Linked DNA regions of Mus musculus: region 2 is linked to region 1. A link is a loop called in an ENCODE intact Hi-C map of the cell type or tissue named here. Cell type or tissue: left cerebral cortex. All regions are shown on one strand. Links, peaks and the distances in the headings refer to the core of each region. The heading gives the core; the rest is flanking DNA. Region 1 overlaps 2510009E07Rik (RIKEN cDNA 2510009E07 gene). Region 2 overlaps Vps8 (VPS8 CORVET complex subunit).

The links. Peaks named below come from ENCODE experiments on the same cell type or tissue, not always from the same donor. Only the 100,000 strongest peaks of a DNase experiment are listed, where the experiment ranks them.
Region 2: it touches region 1 in a loop (1.8-fold over the local background); 1 of 42 quality-filtered maps calls a loop at or near these places.

The regions. Positions count from the first base shown.
Region 1 is chr16:21,687,105-21,693,445 of GRCm38, forward strand. All of the region lies in intron 1 of 2510009E07Rik (RIKEN cDNA 2510009E07 gene), which reads right to left. Among named protein-coding and RNA genes, the nearest start is that of 2510009E07Rik, 4.4 kb to the right of the region's middle. In left cerebral cortex, for the core only: no CTCF peak of the experiment used is centred there; DNase peaks (open chromatin) are centred at 3,526 and 3,983; H3K4me3 peaks cover 1,381 bases.
Region 2 is chr16:21,521,256-21,527,596 of GRCm38, forward strand. It overlaps Vps8 (VPS8 CORVET complex subunit), which reads left to right. Exons shown (of 47, transcript NM_001285893.1): 28 at 629-700; 29 at 5,122-5,241; 30 at 6,281-6,337. Among named protein-coding and RNA genes, the nearest start is that of Vps8, 100 kb to the left of the region's middle. In left cerebral cortex, for the core only: no CTCF peak of the experiment used is centred there; DNase peaks (open chromatin) are centred at 2,663, 3,152, 3,836 and 4,317; H3K27ac peaks cover 2,879 bases.

The sequences.
Region 1 (6,341 bases), core at 785-5,784:
ACAGACCAGTCAATATGCCAATGCAGACAGGGGAGATTTCATAAGGCCTTACTCCCAGAAGAGGAGCTATAAGCAATGGCTTCTGGGACAGGAAGAATCAACATTCTTCAGGTACAAGCCACCTAATAAATTATCCAATCCCAGTCCATCATCCCATGAGAACACCACAAAATAGACTCAGTAGATTTGGGGGGCTTTTTGGTATGTGTAATTATAGAAGATATCATTTGAGATGGAGCAGGAGACATGATAGAAGTTGGAGTTGGAAGAGGAGGAGGGGAAAGTTATGTGAATACAGTATTTGTGTGTTCTCTAAAGTGCTTTAAGTTGAAAAAAAGAAATCAAATGATAGCAAATGCTGGAAAGGACGTGGAAGAGGGGGAATCCTTATTCACTGTTGGCAGGAGTGTAAACTTGTGTAGCCTCTATGGAAAGTAGTGTGGAAGTTTCTCAAAAGCTAAAAATAGAGCTCTCATATGACTCAGCTATACCACTTCTGAGAATGTGCCTAAAGGATCCCACTTCCGACTCTAGAGACGCTCACCCATCTTGATCATTGCTGCTCTGCTCAAAATAGCTGTGAAATGGAATCAAGCTGGATGTCGCCAACTGGTGAGGGGATAATGAGTGTATGGAACATGACACCAATTATGAAATTTGCAGGAAAATGGACGGAACTGAAAAACATCACCCTGACTGAGGTCACACAGTGCGGAAAGACAAACTCGATGTTTTCACTCAGATGCAGGCCCTAGATTTCAGATTTTAGATTTGTATGTTTACCTTGACGTGCGTGACCTTAGAGGCCAGGAAGCTAGAAAGGGACCACTGTTGGGGGCTAGGCAAGGAAGCCTCAGGGGAGAGGGGACATCAGAACGCATGCAGTGCACGGTACAGGGAAGGAATACCAAGAGCGGAAATAATGAAGTTGGTATAGACATGGGAGTCTGGGAACGAAGAGAGATTGGGAGAGTTAGCCAAAAGAAAGATGTGTGAGAAACTCACAGAGAAACCTATTATGAAAACTAACTTAAAATACAACTTAAAGCCAATTGTGATGAGTTTGCAGCCAGCGTGTTCTACATAGCAAGTTCCAGAACAACCACAGTTATATGGAGAGATCCAGTCTGGTACACAAACCAAAATTGCAACTAAAAGGAAAACAAAGTTAACCGGGCGTGGTGGCACCACACCTTTAATTTCAGCACTCGGGAGGCAGAGGCAGGCAAATTTCTGAGTTCAAGGCCAGCCTGATCTACAAAGTGAGTTCCAGGACAGCCAGAGCTACACAGAGAAACCTTGTCTCGAAAAAAAAAAAGGAAAACAAAGTTTAAATGGAAGTATACAGCACGGGTAGATAATGCTTCTCCCAAAAGCCCTAAGTTACCAGTGCCAGGTAACTGATAACAGTTCCCAAGAGGTCCCCAAAACAATACAGGTTATTGCCAAAACTCGTTTGATCATAAGAACTTGACAGTGAGACACCACATATCTTGGATACAGGACATAGACAAATCACACTGGAAATGAGATGGAAGCTTTAGCCCTGATAGCTAGCTTTCATAATGCCAGAAGGTTCTATGTAGGCTGCTGTCAGAGAAAAGTCATCTACAGTCTTACCCAGCTGTGAAACCTGTGTATTAAAATACTGGCCTGCCAGGCAAGATGTGCTCACCTATACAATAACAGCAAGACAGGTATGGAGTAACTAACCACATTGTAATTGAATTATAGGCCCATGGGAGGGAACGCATACCTCGTGCTGTGTGATATTAATTTTCAACTTGGCAGAATCTAGCATCATCTGAGAGATGGACCTTTGGACATGCCTATGGGGGATTATTTCGGTTACAGTAATTGATGTAGGAAGACTCATTTTAACTCTAAGTGGGAACCCTGTTTGGTGTGTAGATTCTGAACTATATAAATTTGAAATAATAGAGCCTCACACAACATGCATTCATTGCTCTTTTCTCCTTATTTTAGATGTAATCTGAACAGCTGTTCAAACCCCCTGTTCCTTTGACTTTCCTGCCGTGGTAGACTATGCCATGAACTGGGAGCTAAAATTAATTCTTCCTGCCTCAGTTGCTTTCTGTATTAGCTACTTTCCTGTGGCTGTGAAGCCCGATGACAAAGACAACTTATAAAACAAAGCATGCCATTGGGCGTATGGTTCCAGAAGGTTAGCATCCATGATGGTTGCGCAAAGGCATGGTTGCAGGAGCCGCTCAGAGATCACATCTCAAACCACAAACAGGAAGTTCAGAGAGCTAACTCAAAATGGCAAGTGTCCTTTGAAGCCTCAAAGCCCAGCTCCCAGTAACATACTTTCTGATTCTCCCCAGATAACTACCAGCCACCAACGGGAGACCAAGTATTCAAATGCCTGAGACTTACAGGTGACATCTCATTCAAACCACCACACTTTTGTCAGAGTATTTTATCACACAATATATTATAAACCTGGTCAGAATGCACAGACGTCATAGGCCCTAATGAAGATCCTCTTTGTGTTGTTTTACTAACTGAACACGTTATCAAAACTGTCTGCTAAATATTTATGTTTACGTTGCTGTTCTCAGCATTGCTCAGTTTGCTCTGTTTGCAGTGTGTGAGTTAACAGAGACTCATATAGAAAGACTTCAGCATGTGTAGATAAGCATCCCATTTTATGCTATTGGTGGGGTTGACACATTCCTGAGTACAAGTGTGATGTGATGACACCTATCAACTTTCTCCAGCTCGGTCAACTCAGAATGGACTCGCCCAGAACATCAGTCCAAATCTCCCCTTAACACCTGGGCTTTTCTTCTTTAACCACCAGTCAAGGTCAGGACTTTGAATCGTACAAAGAAATAAAAATTACAAGTTAACTGTTCTACCCTCTTCTCTGGCTATGTTTTGCTATCACGTTGAATATATTCCCTGTAGCTACAGTAACAAGTATGACAGAGCTATCCTTCAGGAGAAGCAGCTGGGCATTGCCTGAGGACATGAAAAAGCAACTATTTGAGATTCCTAGAGAAGTGGGGAAAGAGAACACTAGACTAACAAAGACTACAATGCTAACTTACCAACAAAGCAGATCTGCCCTGAAGTTTTAACAGCAGAATTCTCTAATCAGCTCTTTATCTCTGTATAGGAAACAAATACATAGGAATTAAACTATCTAAGTGTTTCAGATTTCAGATAGCCTTGCTAGAACACCAGGCTTACCACCCATTAGGCAGGGTCCTGAAAAACACTTCCAGCTCAGTCTCTCTGTCTCCATCCCTCTCCTAGACAGTCTTTCTTTAGATATGCTAATACCATCTTAGGTGCCATCAAGTGCCACTCTGACTGCTTTCAACCTGAAAGGAACAGACACTGCTGAGATTTGTTCTGCATGAAAACGGAGCTCATCTATTGTGTGACTTTATGAAGCCAACTCTCGGTTCTGCTGGTGGCACCTACATCACATCGTGCACACCCACTCAACCCTGCCTGACACCTTCCCTTCACTTTCTCTTTCATAACCCCTCGCTTGAATCTCATTCTCCAAATCCAGTGACCTCTTTACAGCTCTCATGCCTCTGGATTATCACTGTAAGTGACACTTTCCCCATCACTGTCTCTAAGGGACCTAAGAACTGTTGGTTCCGCTCACTAACTTTAGATCCCTCTGTTTTGGTTTTGAGTCACTATTCCAGCATCAGGCACATCTGGATCCAGGTACAAGCTCTATTGCTAACTAGCTATATGCCTGTGGGGAAGTTACTTGATTTTGCTAGGTCCTAGACGAAGCTTTCTTCATATTGTATTCTATTTCTGTAACATCTCATGAAGAGAAAATATATAAGCTCTATACAACAGATTAAAAAGAATCTTGCCAGAAAATAAGGTTCTCAAATACATTAACCAATTCTACTCAAGTTTTTTTAAAAAATGTATTTTGGTAAAAAGGTGTTAAGAATTGGTACCCGACCAAGTTAGGAGACAGAAATAGCACACCTGGCAGCTTTGAGTGCCACATCTGCTCATGAATGAGACCCCTGAACCACTGCCAGTGCAAGAAGCATGGAGAAGGAGTGGGAGCTTGGCACAGCAAGAAAGATGAAGGTCTGAGAACACGGCTCAGCAAGCAAAGTTCTTGCCATGCAAGCGAGAAGTCCTAAGTTCAGATCTGCAGACCACAAAGCCAAGTGTGGATGCCTGTGGCTGCAGCCTTAGTATTCCTACCGACCAGCCAGTCTGCAGATGACAGAGACTCTGACCCAAACAAGGTAGAAAGTGGAGACAGACATAGGGACTCACACGTACCCTCACTCACACACCAACACACAGATATGTACAGACATAAATATTATGTACATATATGTATACACAGAGGCACCACACATACACAATCGCACATCCACACAGATGTACACACACACAAAAGACACTACACACACATACCCTCACTCACATACAAGCACACACTATGCACATATATATTACACATACATATGGACACTGCACACACATATATGCACACATGTACACATATGTAAACACAGATACTATGTACAGATATTACATACATGTATATACCCTCAGATACCAGAGAGAGAGAGAGAGAGATCAGAAAGAACTAGCTGATTTGGCAGTCCTTTCCTAAATTTAGATTATTTAAAATCAGTCTCTGGTCTCTTAGAGAAGAAAAGAGAAAACATTGTGAAACCAATCTGAGTTATCTGAGCTCAATCTAATTCCTTTTTTTTTTAAAGAGGATTGCGCATAATCGGAGCACAGATCAAGAGGCAGCAGCAATCCCTGTGTTAGTGGGACTGCAGCATTATAGTTGGCCATTTACCCAGAGGGACATGACAACACAAGATGGAAAACCGTGCATGAGGCAACCAGCCTTTACAAGTGCTCCTTAATGACTTCCATCAGCTTCTAGGGCAGGGCCATCGGCAGACTTCAGGACTCTGGTGCCTTCTCCTGTCACATTACACTTTATCAATAACTAGAGTGAAGAGAGGGATGTTTACTACAGGCACAATGACATGAATGCAGGAGGAATAACATACACATGAAAACAGACAGAACCAATGCACACCCAATAAAAGAGCCAAGACTAAAATCATAAGACTTAGAAAAACGGACCTGTTCTCGCTCAAATAAAAGGTAACAGGAAGACGTCCCTAAGGGATCAGTGCTTGTCTCCAAAGCCACACATGCAGCTTTGAGAAGGGCAAGGCGTGGATCAATTGCCACAGTTTTTAAAGCCTACTTAGTGGCTTTAGCAGACAGCAAGCTCAGCTTGAGGGGGCAGCAGCTAGCCTGGTGTGATGAAGTATAGGAAGGGCTAGGGCAGAGCAGCACCTCAAAGATGAGAGGCGGTGTCTTGCTCCACACTGACCAGCCCAGAACTCAGGGGCTTCTCACCTACCCCCAGCACATGTGTTCAGAACAAAACCACCCAGATAGTTAGGTACACGGGTGCTATCCTGTAAGCGGAAGGACAGAAGGCAATGGCAGCTCAGAAGCAGGACAAAACAACAGTCTCAGTGGAAAAATGGTGGACATCTCTCCTCAGCCACTCAATGCATGCCAAGTTCAAACCTGTTTTGGAAAACCTACTTCCCTCAAGAATAGCCAGGGATTCAGAGAAAGAATGGCCCATATGCAAGAAATTCTTAGTATATTTAAATATGCATATCCAAAGAGTTGAGGCAGCCATAATTTGGCTGAAACATTAGACTGTTGTATAAGATACAGTAGGAAGAGACATAACAATACGTTTTCGTGAGTTGAAGGCATTTGCCCCATGAGCCTGATGACCTAAGATAGGTTCCCCAAATTACACAAAGTTGTCCTCTGACCTCCGCACGTGAGTCATGGCTCATATGCGAGTGCACACACCCATGTACCCACCCGAAAACACACTCGACTTCATAAGGTAAGAACAGATGAAGGAATGTGGTAAGTTCGTTTTCATCTCCTTGTAAGGAAGACATTGTGAGAATCAAGGTTCATTAATGAGGAACAATCTGTCTGACTAGACGCAAGCTTCCCAGAAGTCAACTCTACCTGGAGAGGGAAGTAAGAAAGGCAATGACTGGGGCCATCTTAACTCCTCCGCATCCGCATCCCACAGTAAGAACAGGACTTCTGCAGGAGGTAGACTGCCATTAAATTCATCCAACAGGTACACTTTAGCTCTCATATTTCCTACTCTGAAGCCACACTTTCAGCGAGAAGCAAGAACATCCTGTTTGTCCTCATCAGCAGAGGAACAACAAAATCAATATTCGCTCTCCAGGTACCTTGAATTTATAAGGAAAAGCAAGGATTTTCTATCCTTTAATTTA
Region 2 (6,341 bases), core at 590-5,589, 170 kb before region 1:
TTGCAGAGGCCTTGGGGTCCATTCCTAGCAACAATATGGCAGCTCACAGCCATCTGTGGCTCCTGTTACAGGAGATCTGCTGTCCTTTTCTGGCTGCTACTGGTACTAGGCAGATATGATAAACATACATGTGTATAGGCAAAACACTCACACATAAAATAGTCTTAAGAAGAGGAAAGGGGGCTGGAGAGATGGCTCAGTGGTTAAGAGCTTTTACTATTCTTCTAGAGGACCCAAGTTTAATTCTCACACCTATGTCAGGTGGCTAACAACCACCTGTAACTCCAACTCCAGGACCTAGTAGCTCTGGTCTCTGAAGGACCTGTACACATGGATAACACCCCCTCCCCATATGTATATGTGTGTGTGTATGGTGGGGATAACGTTCTGAATGCGTATTTTCTTCACAAAATGTATCTGAAATGAAGAATATTAGTAGATAATATTCCTTAAAAATTAGAATATGGACATTTGTCATTTTATTTCACAAATGCTTTAATGATCATCTAGGTGTTATTTTATAAAAGGAAATAAAGTCAGTTCTGCTAAAGACAAGGAGATCTAGTAATTTGTTTCCTCCTAAAATTAGCAAATAACAGTTACTTAAGTTTTTTCTTTCACTATTTAGACCTTTGAAGACTTTAAAAATGATAAGCAAGCTGTGGAATACCAGCAGCGCATTGTGGATATTTTATTGAAGGTAAGCATTCAAAGAGTGCATGTCTTTCTATTGATTGGTGCTATATTAAGCTAATTGAAATTTTTAGAGTAGGATTTGAAATAACTTGTTTAATGGAGCCATTTGTTGTAGCACTAGTATTATATTATGGGGTTTGGTCCTCCAGCGGTGAATGAAATATTAACGATGTGTCCTAGTGTTAAGCCTAACCTGGATGCTTGGATACAGGTTGCAAGACTTGAGAAGTGCTCAATGTGACGATTGCTTTATTAGTATGATTGTGTGCAATAATAGAGACAGCTTAAGAAGTAATTCATGCCAGCAATCTCTGTCCTTCCCAGGCTCATTTGGTTACTATGGCCATGCCATGTTCTGCTGTGGCATTGATTGGGATGATGGGTGACACATAAAGATGATTTGAGGACTGTCCCAGTCCAGCTTCAGAGTCAGGAAAGACTTATTTTAGGATCCACGCTGTTGCTGTAAGCGTGTGCAGAGACAGACCAGCCCCTGTCCTTTGTGTTGGCACTGCTCTTCAGAGGATTTCGGTTGTCACTTTTCATCAGCCCATAAAAAGGAGGCTACTTCCTTTTAGATTCTTTGGTCAAGAAGCTGGAGTGAAAATATCCTCTAGTTATATGTAGCGTAAGCAAGTCGCATCTATAGTATTCTTTGTACTATGCAGAGCACAGTACATAAATCATCTCAGCTCAGCTATTTATGAGCCTTGTAAGATAAGAGGTGATGGCTATGGGAATAGAATTTTCAAATTCTCAAATAAAACCAGTTAGATCCAGGTAGTTAATATAAAGAATTCCACCTCGATTCCCAGATAGTCTACCTATTTGTAACCCTGTCTTTTTTCTATCTGGTATTTTTCTGTAGCTCTCTGCTAGGTCAGTTAGAATTAAATTAACCTGTGAGATAACTTAAAATGGCAGTAGTTTAACTGTGATAGGAATGTGTGGTTTTTAAGCTGGAGGTAGGCAACCTGATCCAGGGGAGAGACTCAGACCCCAGGCACTGAGCTCGTTTTATTGTTAAACTTAGCACAGGGTTTCCGATGGTTCAGCTGTTACTCCGCAGCTAGCAAGCCAGTGTCAGAAGGACATGTGTCTTTAAGGAAATGTCTTTGAAGTTGTATACTATAAAGCTGCTTATAATATCATGTTATCCAGGGCTGGAGTGATGGCTCAGTGGTTAAGAGCACTAACTGCTCTTCCAGAGATCCTGAGTTCAATTCCCAGCATCCACATGGTGGCTCACAACTATCTGTAATGGGATCTGATGCCCTCTTCTGGTGTGTCTGAAGACACTGGCAGTGTATTCATATATGTAAAATAATTTAAAAAATATATCATGTTATCCAGAACTTTGAAAGCTATGAAGAGAGACTAAAGGATTTTGGGTTACCATATGCTCAGCTAAAAATTAAAAGTTCTATTTATCAGTTAGGAGTGAAGAACAGATACTTGAGTGTATGTTAGTGCAGTTTTACCGTAAGATAGACCTGGGGACTTTATACAGAAAAGTGGTTTATTTAGCATACAGTGTTGGAAGCTGAAACCTTAAAATTGAGTAGTCTCACCTGATTGGCTTCCAGTAAATGTCCCCTTGGCTTTGTCATATTGTGGTGGATGGCACCATGGTGTCCGTGTGTGTGAGGGAAAGTCAGAGAGGTTCTATACAGGGATCAGGCATAGCCCTTTATGACAGCCCAGCATTATCTCCTCAATGATGTCTGCGAGCATACAGCTTCTGCCAACTAGACCCAAACTGCACTGTTTTCACAGAAACCAAGCTTCCAGCTCATACACCTTTGGGGGGAACAAACCATACTGGAACTATGGCCTAGCTTGGTCCACTTTGATGCTATATCCATCAGTGATGTAATGTGACGTCTAAGATCCTCTGTACTTCATAGTCTCTGGCTGCTCAGTAGCTGATTCTTTTTCTCACCACCCCCTCCTCCTCCACACATGAGCTATTCTGTATTCTCTTCACCCATGTGTCATCATCATGACTTATGTTCTTTCAGCCAGTCAAGCCTCTTTCCTCCTTTCTCTGCTAGATTGCTGACCGTCTTCTACATCCTCCCACAAGCTTCTATTTTGGTTAGAGCTCCTTTGTATTTTCAAGTTGCTTTGATCTGCACTTACACGTTGTATTAGATACGTTTATAGATTTTCCTGTCTCACCTTGAGCTTCGTGAAGGTAGAAACTGAGGATTACTGCTAATGGCATTTTTATATCAACTTTATTAATTATGTTATACTGTGTTTACTGTGTCCACCGAGGCCCGATTATTGTAGCATGCCCAGAGTGTGTGCTCTACCATGCCTGAAATCTGGTAGGTGTTTAAGAAGCATTTATACATTAGTGAAGTTGGGATTTGAATTTGTATCTATTCTAGTCTGGAAGGATGATCCAGATGCAGAGACTGGAGCTCTGTAACTCCCCCAGACTGTCAGGAGGTCCTGTTCTTTCCTGTGTTACAGTCCTACTGCCTCAGAGCAGTGAAGAGAACAGAGGTCTCTGCTTTCCAGTGACAGGCTTGTGTTGAAGTGTACTTTGGCAGGAGTGTTGAGAGTAGACTGATGGGGGTAGATGGGCTTGTTATGTACTGTATGGTTGCACACATAGGGAAAACAACTTGAGACTAAGTGATATCCAGGAAATTTTGTAATCATGGCCTTTGAAATATTTTGGAGGAAAGCATAGAGATGTTGTAGGATGGAATCAGATATTGACTGAGTGGGCAAAAGAGTCAGTTGTGACTGGAGCTGCTCTTGTCAGGGTGTGTGTACAGGGCAGAAGGAAGGGATACAGCTCAGAAGAGCACTAGATGGGCCCTAAGATTGGAATCCTAGAAAAGGGACCTTGGACACCAAGCAGGGCGGAGACTGAGCCATGGAGAGCTCTGAAGGTCATGTGTATTGTGTGCAGGGAGCTGGCTGGCACCTTACATGTACAGGGAGTGCAGAGCTGGAAGTGTAACTCAAGGCTGTGTTTCTTGGTAATATAACTTGGCAATGACAACACACTTAACAAGTGCTGACTGTCACAGTAAAGCAGGAGGGCTTCCAAAGTAGGAAGGCTTTATAGCAGGCAAAGACTCATACTTTATGTCTCTAAATGGAGGATAAAGGGTGGAACTTGGAAGTCTTACAGTGGATGTGCATTCTAAACCCTCTCTTGTGCTAAGTTTACCCCGGTTAATTCAACATGCCAGCCCTCGACAGTACGGAACCTTCAACCACACATGTCTGCCTTCATTCTCTGTTAATGGCAGGATTATCCACCTACTGACAATGTACAGAATGTGTCTGCTACATTTTCCACATGTAGGAACACTTGTGCGGCTGCTCTCTGCACTGGGCTTCGGCTCTCATCACTGCTGCAGTCAGGACCCCTTCCTTGGGCCCATGCGGTCCCTCACACGTTGGTCTCCTGGCCCTGTAATCCCCTACTTGTACAGTCCTTATCACAGTCCACTCTCCATTTCAGCCCCTCTGGTCATCCTACAGTCTGTGTCAGATGTTCCAGATTTCTGAAGCTGCCATCTGATTTATCCTCATTCTGCTTCTACATTCCAGTAGAACTTAGGGTTTCCCTGGCAGACTCCTCTGTCTTCCAGTCTTCACACACGCCTTTGCTCTTGCTTCTCTCAGTTGATGTTTCCTTGGCAAAGGTTCCACTTAAGACTTCAGAGCTTGGCTTAGAAGCTGTTTCTTTCTTGTTTTCTCACAGATTTCTTCTGTAGCAGTGAATCTAAGGTGCTATTCTGTTGTGAGTTGCTTTTTTTTTTTTAAACATTGGGCTTCTGTGATGTTTTTGTGCCTTTATAACGATATGATCTGATGACACATTTTAGGATGTTTATCTGACTCACCTTCCTTCTTAGTTCATGATTCCAAATGTTGCTGCTCAGTTGTCTTCTCTCTTGTGGACAGGATCCTAGCCAGGGGATGGTGCCACCCATGGTGGGCAGCTCTTCCACTCAATTAATATGATCAAGATAACCCTCTACAGGCAGGCCCAGAGGTCTGTCTCCCAGGTGATTCTAGATTCTGTCAAGTTGACAATCTATGCTTACCACCACAACTCCCTGAAAGGCCCCTGTCAGATCACCATACATATCGTGGGGACTTAGGACATAAGTCCATCTGGAAAACAAAGCTAATCCAGAGGAATGGCTGTGACTGGAAACCTGTTGTATATGGTTATAAAAGTCAATTCACAAGCCACCAACTCCAGGGCTGTCTGCAGATTCCACAGAAAGCAGCCACGCCAGGAAGGTGGTTGTAAGTGACTTCCTTCCTGGGATTTCTTCACTGTCAGGTTATTGGGCTTTTAAGCTCAAAGCAGCATTCTTTTTTTTCCTTATTGATAGGTGTGCATACCAGATAGAGTATTGCTAACCAGTTTCTTTTGCTCACCAGGTTATGGTGGAGAATTCAGATTTTACCCCGTCACAAGTGGGGTGTCTCTTTACGTTCCTCGCTCGTCAGCTCGCAAAGCCTGACAATACCTTGTTTGTGAACAGGACCCTCTTTGATCAAGTAAGAGACTTTACAGTGAGACCTGGAGCTGCTTTCTTCTATTCTCTGTTCATAGACAAGACAGACGGCTGGGATCTGTGTTTAAGCTTGGGATCTAAGTAGGGATGTTTTAATGGGTTATGTGATTTTTGCCCAATGCCTAGCATTATGGGGGAGTGGCTATCAGTATTCTATCTTAGTAGTTGTTTGGTTACTCTAAGTTACTTAGGATTTCTTGCTTATTAGTTTGCTAACTTAATCTCTTGACTAGAAAGATGGTCAGCGGTTAAGAGCACTGATTGCTCTTCCAGAGGCCCTGAGTTCAATTCCCAGCAACCACATGGTGGCTCACAACCATCCGTAACAAGACCTGATTCCCTTGTCTAAAGACAGCTACAGTGTATTTACATATAATAAATAAAGTAAATCTTAAAAATAAAAAAAAGAATCTCTTTCTCTGATGCTAAAGACCCTTTGGTTGCCTGGAGAAGAGGTTGCTTTGAGAACTCCTGAGCTTGCTTAGAAATCACTTTCCTTCAGGCATTTCCCAGTCCCAGTCAGAGCATCCCTACATGCCACAAGCAGTGTGAGAACTGCCTTCTGTCTGGAGAAGCCAGGGGTAACAAGGCGATGTACTGAGCAATTCTGCCACCCAGCAAAACCTCATGTGCATTCACTAAGTTTTCCACAGGTTCTGAAGTCAGTTCATTTATCCTCATTTTTTTTCAAAGAAATCCCAGAAAGGTTAAATAACTCATCTAAAGCCAGGATTAGTTTTTTTTTTTTTTTTTCCAACAGAAACTTATTATGTGTAGGACAGGATTTAGATTCAAATGTCCTGACTGCAGCCCATGCCTACTGACCGTGGCATCAAGCAACTCAGAAGGAAGTACTCCCAGTTATGTTTCTCAACAGTGAAGGAATCTGAATAGGACACATGCTAAATATAGGCACACACTAGGCTATCTGCTGGGACAGTGCTGTCCGTGCAGATGTCTGTTACAAGTGAGTGGGAATGAACTGCTGGCACTGGCTAACCATTCCCGTTACCTTTGGCCAGGTCCTCGAGTTCCTCTGTAGCCCCGACGATGACTCCCGCCACTCTGAAAGACAGCAGGTAT